Linked DNA regions of Mus musculus: region 2 is linked to region 1. A link is a contact called in ENCODE Hi-C data. All regions are on one chromosome and are shown on one strand. Each heading gives the region's core, a stretch centred on a gene start or an enhancer-like site at or near the end of the contact. The rest is flanking DNA. Distances are from core to core; before and after follow the strand shown. Region 1 overlaps Ryr1 (ryanodine receptor 1, skeletal muscle). Region 2 overlaps Capn12 (calpain 12).

Region 1 (4,811 bases), core at 583-3,082:
GGTATGAGGCTGGCAGATCAGGAAGCCGTGAGTCTTGGAGAGCAGACATTCAGGACGGAGCAAGACAGACAGACAGACAGACAGGGACAGATACTGTGGACAGAGACTCAAATCTTAGGAGGATAACATTCCAGCCTGGTGCCTGGTCTATGGGGCGGTTGGCCATGCCAGAGCTAACTGTGATGGGTGGGTGGGACCGTGAGGAGGTGCAAGAGGAAAGGCTGCAGGTGAGGTGGACAGCTGTGCAAGTTCTGGTATGCCATTTGGGGGAGCCTAAGAACATAGTACATGCCTGACCGCAGTGTCCAATGTGGGAGCTCACAGAAACCTCTGTCAAAGTCCCCCGTGGTGGCATCTGTACTATACTGAGTCACATGCACATGCCATTCATGACTTACACATGAGCTGTGCTACCTGGTTGCACTGTGAGCCGCTCATTCTGACCCTAATGCAACCCATGGTTTCAAAGTTTGGTATTCTGACCCAAGGCCTCAACAAACTAGGAAGCAAGTATCTCTAGGTTAAGTGGGCCTGGGCTCTGTGCCTTCCCACGAGCCTGTCTTAGATGTCACAGTTGAGGGGGTGAGTTATAATTCTTTCAGAGCTCATGGGGCTAACTCATGGCTCTAGGAATGAATACATCAGTGGGTCTGGCCAACCTTTCTTCCCTAGGGCTGAGACCACTGGCAAGCACATGACCCAAGATAGCAGTTAGAGAATCTTGGATCTTTTATTTAAAACTTTTAGGAAAGACCTGTTTCACACAGCCTGGAGCTGCTAGTGTGGTGAAGAGAAGCCTAGCACCATTTTTTCTCAGGCCCTAACTAAATGATTCTAGGCAGGTGTTCTACGACTGAGTCACACTTCCAGCTCCTTGTATTGAATATCCCTTATCACGTGTGTCTGGAGTACGGCTGATGAATTATCATAATACTTGAAAGTGTGTTTCCACCAATATTTAAAGTTTACAGCAACATCACACGGCCAACTGTACTGAGAAACTGAAAAATTTCAGTTCAATTCCTTTCATAGTCAGATGGCACTCTGGACAAATTAGGAGGTCTCTGCTTTCTTAAGACACTGCTTTGTGGGAAATTATATGGAATACTTGTCTGCCACCTGCCGGACAGTTATTGTACTGCACCAATATATTTGCAATGGTTAGGTTGTGTCTAGCGCCACGTGGTTGCCCGCGGAGCACAAACTCGCATAACTGTACATGGAAGCTTTGACTAAGGCGACCAAGCAGAAGCACAAAATGGATGAGGTGTGCGCGAGGCATTCACGAAGCTGTAGAGGAGCAAGGCAAGTATTCTGGGAGCAGGATCCTTACATCATGGGTACTTGGCACGGGAGTCTTCTGCCGCAGGCAGGGTAAAAGAAGGAACGCTTCAGCCCCAGGTCCTAACCTAGCAACATAGTCCCATCCTATTCCCCAGAGCTGGAAGAATCTGGGATGACCTCATTAGAAGGAAAATGGTATGAACCTGTCCTAGAAGAGTTCTGGACGGGAGGGATGGGCTCCAAAGTCAAACCGGTGGAAGTATAGGTGGGAAATGAGCAGTTTAGTGGGAAAGAGGAAAAAGCATGCAGACGACCAATTCAGAAGGGGTTTGGGCCATAGGGAGCGAACCTGTCTGGAGCATGCGCAGAGCACTAGGGGACCGACCAGTGGGACAGGGGCCGATCAGGGGATTCTAGGGGATGGCTGGAGGGAAAGAGCTGTTCTCAGACGAACTCAAACCTGAGCCAGCTTCATCATCATGTGCGCGAACACGTGCAGGAAGCCCACCACGGCATCCCAGAGGCGACTGTGCGCCAGACTCTGCTGGTTTCCGGTGCAGGGTCCCTGGGGAACAAAGGGTGGCCTGAAGCCTCAGCAGGAGCGCTGGATGCCGGCAGCTCCGCCTCCGCAGGTCCCCGAGTGCGGACCCTACCTGGATGTACTCGGTGAGGCTGTTGAACACTTGTTTAGCTACCGACATGGCTTTGGAGAAGTTTCTCTTTCCCTGTTCCTCGATGACATCCTTGCCCGAGTAATACCAGTAGAAGTCACTGATGGATTCCTGTGGGTCCGGGAGGGCATGAAGGATGCTGGAGCCATGCGAGGTCCCTCGGGCCCCTGGCTCAGGTCCCATGGGGCTGGGCCACCCTTCCTCACCTGCAGCCGCAGGAGGTAGTCCACTGTGCAGATAATGATATTGATGGTGGTCGTGTTCCCAGTCTGTGTCCGTAGGTAGTTTTGGAAATCTGAGGAAATGAAACATGTATTCATTCAGTGAGCGCCTGTGTCTGGGGAGACAATGGTGTCTGCTCATTTAGGGTTAGGATCAGGGTTCATATTTCATGCCTACTGTGTGCCGGAAGTCATGAAATTACCTTTGGAAGTATGAAGTATGTGTGCCACACAGGGATGGAGGGTCACTTAGATATTTGACATTTATCTAAAGACACTGCGGAGGTTCTCCGTGCAGCAAATGCAGTGGGGATTCAGCCCCCCACTTCTCTTTCCTATTCTCTCTCTCTCTCTCTCTCTCTCTCTCTCTCTCTCTCTCTCTCTCCTCTCTCTCTTTCTTTGTAAATTTTAAAAGATTACTTTATGGGCCTGGAGAGATGACTCAGTGGTTAAGAGCATTGGCTGCTCCTGCACAGGTCCTGGGTTCAATTTCCAGCACCCATATAGTGGCTCACAACCATCTGTAACTCCAGTCCCCGGTGATCTGACGCCCTCTTCTGGTCTCCTCGAGAACTGCATGCACACAGGGCCCATACATACTCGATACCCATACACACGAAAAAAAATTTTTTTTTCATTTATTTAGGTATGGGTATGATAGTCCCTGTCATTAATTTCAGCACTAGGAAGACAGTCAGGTAGATCTTTGTGAGTCTGAAGCTAGCCTAGTGTATTGGGCAAGTTCCAGGCCATTCAAGGCTACAGTGAATCCTGTAAATTTTTTCATTTGTTTATTCCTGAGGTGAAGCAGGGGAGGGCTAATACATGCTGGATGCTAATAAGGCTAGAAGTCAGCTCTCTCCATCCACCAAGTGCGTCCTGAGAAGGAGTTCAGGTCACGAGACCTGGCATCAAGTCCTTTATCCACTGAGCTGTTTAACCAGCTTCTCTTTCTGTTTCTCTGAGACAGTCTGGAGAGTGCCTCAGGCTAGCCTTAAACCCTCTTACCTCAGACTCTCACCTACCAGAATTACAACTGTGCTACCCTCACACCCAGCTTCAATTGTTTTTATTTATATTAAATAATTAATTAGTTTAGTGTTTTTTTTCAAGACAGGGTTTTTCTGTATAGCCTTGAGTGTCCTGGAATTAGCGCTATAGACCAAACTGGCTTTGAATCCAGCGATCCATCTGCTGCTGCCTCCTGAGTGCTGGGATTAAAAGCATGTGTCACCATTCCCAGCTTCTAATTGCTTTTTAATTAAGTTTTCCTGAACAAATATTTAATAGATAGAGATAAAATCCTCCATTTCTTTGTCCTTGTTCTCTTCTTTTGTTTTGTTTTATTTTGCTTTGTCTTGCTCTTTGAGACAGGCTATCATGTAGCCCAGGCTAGCCTTGAATTTAGTATGTAGCTGAAGAGACTGGCAGATCCTTGGTTCAGCAGGTCTAAGTGGTAAAGGTGTGTATATATGGCAGGGGACACTTCTTGTTCAGTGAGAAATCCTGTTTCAAGACTATAAGGCAGAGAGTAACAACAGAAGACACTTGATGCATGACAGTCACACGCATCACAGTCACACGCATCACAGTCACACACATCACAGTCACACACATCACAGTCACACGCATCACAGTCACACACATCACAGTCACACACATCACAGTCACACGCATCACAGTCACACGCATCACAGTCACACGCATCACAGTCACACGCATCACAGTCACACAGATCACACAGTCACACAGATCACAGTCACACGCATCACAGTCACACGCATCACAGTCACACGCATCACAGTCACACGCATCACAGTCACACGCATCACAGTCACACGCATCACAGTCACACGCATCACAGTCACACGCATCACAGTCACACAGTCACACACATCACACAGTCATACACACATTACAGTCACACACATCACACAGTCATACACACATTACAGTCACACAGATCACACAGTCACACACATCACACAGTCATACACACATCACAGGCACACACACACAGATCACACAGTCACACACATTACACAATCAGACAGTCAGACACAAACACACATCACACAGTGTCATAGATACACAGAAACCTCTCACAGACACACACACAAAGGCAGGCAGACAGACAGACAGACAGACAGACAGACACACACACACACACACACTTTCCCTCTGGGTGGTTTGTGGCTTTCTATGTACTGTGAACATTGTAAACACCACCTTGTGGCACTCGCTTGTCATGGGAAACAGCTTGCAGGGAAGGTTGGTTAGGCTTTAGGCTGCTCTTGGTTTCTGGGCTCCCTGGGCAGCCAGGCGGCTTGGACTCGTCCTGCCAGAGTATCTCAGCACAGGGACTGCAGGCCTCTGCCACCACGCCCGGCTTAACTGTCCCTTCAGCATAAGCTGTTCGAGCCGCACAGAGTTTAACGAGTGGGCTGCGTCACACTGGATTTTGTTAAATTGGCACAATGAAGGCAGAGCCTGCGAAATTTCTCACTTCTGCTACGAGAGGATCCGTACATCTCCTGGGAAAATGTTCTCTGTGATAAACAAATGAATAAATCAAATATATTCACTTTTAAGCGCCGAGCAATTGGTACGTCTGTGGACTCTGGCGTCCATCCTT
Region 2 (4,661 bases), core at 2,086-4,585, 150 kb before region 1:
TCACCCCATAGTGGCCCTCTGAGGGCACCAAATGTAGTGATCTAGAGCTGCCTCTGGTTCCTGTTGGAATTCCAGGTCCCAGCTCAGCTTCTTCCTTGCCAGGTGACCAACCACAGGCCTGTCACCTCCCCTTCGAGGAGCCTCTGCTTAGCTACTAATGGGTACTCCTTCAAGGGGAGGAGCTCAAGGGTCCCAGAACTGATCATAGTGATAACTCCCTGCTACTGACTCTTCCCTAACCTTCGTGGGTAGATGGATTTGAACTTGTCCCCAACAGCCTGGGAGCTTGTCTCCTTCTCACAGGTGTAGAGTGGTGCCCACCCAGAAGCCACCAGAGCTGAGGCCGTCTCTTAGCTACTTCAAGGTGCAAGAGCATCACTCTGGGGCTGGACTTGTGATACTGACTCCCACCTGCCTCTCCACCTTCCAGGCCACATTTGACAAGTTTGATGAAGATGCCTCTGGGACAATGAACTCCTGTGAACTGAGGCTGGCACTGACTGCTGCAGGTGTGGCTGAGGACCTGGGATGCTGTAGGGACAGCAACCCATCCTCAAATTCTTGTCTGCATCCCTCAGCTGTGGCCATCCCTAATAGGCTGTCCACAAGTGCCAGAGCCCATTTCCTTCCCTGGAGGCTCTGACTGCTTATCTGTGGCATGGCTAATGTGTAGTATGGCAAGGAGCCCACAAGATGCCACAGAACACCCCAGATACCCTAAAGCACCTTATGAGGCTACGGAGTTATACAACAGAGGATGAAAATCCCATCCTAAGCCATGGAGAAATGTATGTTAGGGTGGGATTATCGTGATTTCAGAAGACCGTCAGCTCCATGCCTCCATGGGTTCATCTGTGACCACTAAGTAGGAGCCGGGGCAGGCAGGCAGGGGGCGGCACGTAGGCTAGTGAGAGATGAGAGACTACAAGTATGAGACCTAGAATAGTGGCCAAGAACATGGAAGACAAGATCCCAAGGCAGAGTCCAAGGTGGGGGCCAGGGTGCTGAACTAAAGCAGTGGACACAGGACAGAGGGGAGGTCGGGAACTTACTCGATCATCCATCCATTCATCCCAGAGTGCCTGGTTGTTTTGGATAGGAGTCTGATAATAATGTTTGCCTGGGAATCTTCAGCAATTCTAAGAGGTTGACAGAGGGCTCCTGGGTCAGGAACTACTGCCATCTAGCCAGGTTTCCCTTCAGCCCTGGGCCAGCATAGACCAATACTCAGGGTACATGGACATCAGAGGGACACCGACCTGCCTCAGGCCACCTAGCTCTGGGCATGGTGTGCCTGGTGTTCGTGGGGGTGGGAGGGGCAGCATCTGTTGAATGAGCACACAAAGGTACAATACAAACTTGTACAGTTATCTTTGAGACTGTATGGGGCTCATGGAAGCTGGGAGGGACAAGTCCTTGGGCCTTAGGGCTTCTAGAAATCCATTGCATTGTGATTCTACAGCAGATGTGACAGAGCCAATGTCTAGACTTTAGGTGCGGCCTCAGAGGAAGAGTCACACAGTGGTACCCAGTCGGGGAGATAGTCCGTCAACCTCTGAAGGCGCAATCACAAAGCTGCACCTGTTGGCACCTTGAGAAGCAGCCTAAGCAACTTAAGTGTCACACTAACTTCCCAGAGGGCTGGGGTTGTAGCTCAACGGAGAGAGCATTTGCTTGGCCTATGCAAGGGCCCCGGGGTTCCACCCCCAACACTCCAAAACAGCCACAAAAGGCCCACATCAGTTGGAGAGTGCTCCTCAAGCGTGCTGGAGGCCCTGAGTTCTAGATCGAGTACCACATAAACCACAGGCTGAACTCTTGGCACCCGAGGAGGGGCAGGGGCCTCAGGAGCTGGTGACAGTCCTTGGCTATGTAGGAGTTAGAGGACAGCTTCTTTCAAACAGCACACAGGAATGCTGCGTAGGTAAGGAACTTTTACTTGCAACTCCAGTGTGAGGGCCAGAGTTCAGATCCCCAGCACCCACGTGAAGGGCAAGTGATCTCGGTGAGCCTCGGCCTCAGTAGAGAAAGGACTGAGGAAGACGCTCCCCATGTACGTGTGCCCACCCCCAACACTAAAATAAGCAGCACCACACGTGGATACTGTAAACACAATAAACAAGGCGGCCTCCTCGTAGGCTTCCACCTCAACAACCAGCTGACCCAGTCCCTCACTAGCCGCTACCGGGACAGCCGGCTCCGTGTGGACTTCGAGCGCTTCGTGTGCTGTGCAGCCCGGCTCACCTGCATCTTCCGTGAGTACTCCTGGCAGGCAGGGTAGGGTGTGGTGGGGTGTGCATCAGGGCTGGTGCTGCGTACTCACCCTGGCCTCTCCCACACAGGCCACTGCTGCCAACACCTGGATGGCGGCGAGGGGGTCGTCTGCCTGACCCACAAACAGGTGAGCTGGCCCGAGGGACAGTGTGGCTCTAGCACCATCCCAGGGCCTCTGCCTCAAGGGTATCTTTCTTTTCTCTTCAGTGGTCGGAGGTGGCTACCTTCTCATAGGTTTGAAGCTGAGGGAGGTCACCCTGCTGCCCGACTCACTGTCACAAAGGTGGTGGCTATGTAACCCTGGCCGGCCTCACAAGTGCTGGGATTACGAGCTGGAGCCATCCCAAACAGAACTGCCACCCTTCCTTTTGAAGCCTCTTCATGTCAGTCCCTGCTTAGAGAGGGGCACAACCCCCACACAGGCACTGGGCTGGTGGGCACTGCCAGCTCCTTGGGGCATGAACAGAGATGCAGGGAGAAGATGACACCAGAGTCCTTCTTAAAAATATTACATGTTTTATTCTCCCATCCCCAGAGGGTGGTTTATCCAGAAACCAAGAAAATAAAAATCAATCAGAATAAACTCAAGGGGGCGAGTGGAGAGAAACCCATTAACGACCAGGCAGGCAGGCCAGCAGCCTGCCTCCACCTCAGAAGGTCCCCAGAGACCTCTGCCCACCGCCACGAGGGGAAAATCAGGAGGGACTGGGGAGGGCATTGAATCAGCTATGTCTTCATTATGAGAGTGAGAGAGGTGGCAGAGATATGCAGCTAGATGGATATATATTTATATAATAAATCCGTAAGTTAATAAAGTAAATAGTAATTCTCTGGAAGGTCTTAAGTTTTTAAAGTTTTCTTTTTTTTTTTAAGTTTTTTTTTTCCTTTTTTTTTTTTTAAATGATTTTTTTGTTTGTTTCTGTTCCATTCTTTGTGTTTTGTTGGTTTTGGTCCTTAGAAAATCTGAGACTCAGAGGCCAGGTGGGCTGGGGCTGATTGCCCCGCAGCCACTCCTGAGGCAGAGAAGGGCTATGGCAGGTCCTCTGCTCCTGGGAGGAGCCACTGGAATCTGGTCCAGGGGAGCTGGGTGCCCTCTGCTGGACTTCTTAGGGCAGGCGGTTCCTGGACAAGGCACATGGGGCTTTGGCCTAGATGTGAGAGGCTTTGAAGGGGCCTCAGGGGCAGAGGGGACCTGGGATAGGAAGGTATCTCTGGGGCACAGGAGTCCGTTGTCCCCTCCAATCGGCTAAGAACCCACAGCACAGCGTATATATTTAGCAGACCAGAAATGCTGATTGCCAAGCCTCCCTCCCCTACAAGACTGAGAAAGAGAGGCCTGCCTAGCCCCTCCCTGCCTGACCCCCTAGAAGGACCACAAAGAGCTCTTTGCATAGATACAGAGTCAGGGTGGGGGCAGGGCTCCTCAGCCCCTCCGGGAGGCCAAGGGAGTCTCTGTTCAGGGTGGCCAAGGGCCTCACAGGTCGCTCTCCCCATAGAGGGCTGTGGAGAAGGACTTGTAGTCAAGGGCGCCAGGAGCAGCATCAGGCCCCTGGTAGGGTGCCATGCGGGCGATGCAGTACTCGGCCTGGTCGGGGGGCAGCTCTCTCCGCAGTTCCTCAGCAGTGATGAAGTTCTAGGGGCATAAACAGGACTCTGAGCCACTGTGTCTTACCCACTTGACCTAGTACCCAGTGCTGGCTCAAGTTTTGGCTACCGGCCGCCAATGCTTCTGTGGGTCGTGCTTACCTTGTCTCCTGCCAGGACCTTGAAGGAGGCGATGACCTGATCAGCTGTGTCTGTGTCTGTGGTCTCCCTTGACATGAAGTCAATGAAGGCTTGGAAGGTCACGAGGCCACTATGGTTGGGATCAACCACACTCATGATCCGGTTGAACTCAGCATCACCCTGTGGGGAGGGGGAAAGGGAGAGGACATAGTACTTAGTGGAGCTGCTTACAGATTCAGTTTTGGAAGAATTCAAAGACAGAAATGCTGCCAAATAGTGCCAGCCTTGGGAGTTTGTCCCTTGGCCTCCTCCCCCCAAGTCTGGGGGAGCAGGGGGTGAGGTTCACTTTCCCAGCTTTGGTGGGTGGGGAAAGAAAATGAGAAACAGAAAGAGAAGGGAGAGAGCTGGAAGACTGTTCCCTGGATACTTGCAGGAAGAGGTTGGTTTTTCGGGGGTGGGGTGGAGGGTGTCCACTGGAAGGACCCCAGCCTCGAGTGCAGCAGAGCAGCGGAGGCAGGCAAGGCTATGTTGCACTGGAGTTGGAGGAGTGAGTGTCCCCAGGAAGATAGGCAAGCTCGGGAGGGAGTGAGGGGGCTGGGGAAGGAGGAGGAGCAGAGGCAGGGGAGGCAGAGGCAGCATACCAGGCTGTATCCTGTGGAGAT

What was found. A loop is a pair of places that touch in the nucleus more often than their neighbours do.
Region 2: a map of heart shows a loop between it and region 1 (4-fold over the local background). The contact joins two enhancer-like sites. A Hi-C loop is called at or near these places in 8 of 37 maps with a recorded cell type or tissue (Patski, adrenal gland, heart and 1 more).

The regions. Positions count from the first base shown.
Region 1 is chr7:29,038,644-29,043,454 of GRCm38, forward strand. It overlaps Ryr1 (ryanodine receptor 1, skeletal muscle), which reads right to left. Exons shown (of 106, transcript NM_009109.2): 85 at 2,162-2,250; 86 at 1,938-2,066; 87 at 1,745-1,849. Among named protein-coding and RNA genes, the nearest start is that of Gm38979, 11 kb to the left of the region's middle. Within about 2 kb of position 1,833, at least 1 of the 3 ENCODE cell types and tissues checked has a DNase peak (open chromatin) inside an H3K27ac peak, as active enhancers do; it is heart, where a contact is called at or near this core.
Region 2 is chr7:28,890,481-28,895,141 of GRCm38, forward strand. Capn12 (calpain 12) reads left to right here. Exons shown (of 21, transcript NM_001110807.1): 18 at 431-509; 19 at 2,139-2,255; 20 at 2,343-2,401; 21 at 2,482-3,105. The coding sequence ends at 2,508. Actn4 (actinin alpha 4) reads right to left here. Exons shown (of 21, transcript NM_021895.3): 20 at 4,021-4,179; 21 at 2,768-3,907. The coding sequence ends at 3,749. Among named protein-coding and RNA genes, the nearest start is that of Gm44700, 3.9 kb to the left of the region's middle. Within about 2 kb of position 3,336, at least 1 of the 3 ENCODE cell types and tissues checked has a DNase peak (open chromatin) inside an H3K27ac peak, as active enhancers do; it is heart, where a contact is called at or near this core.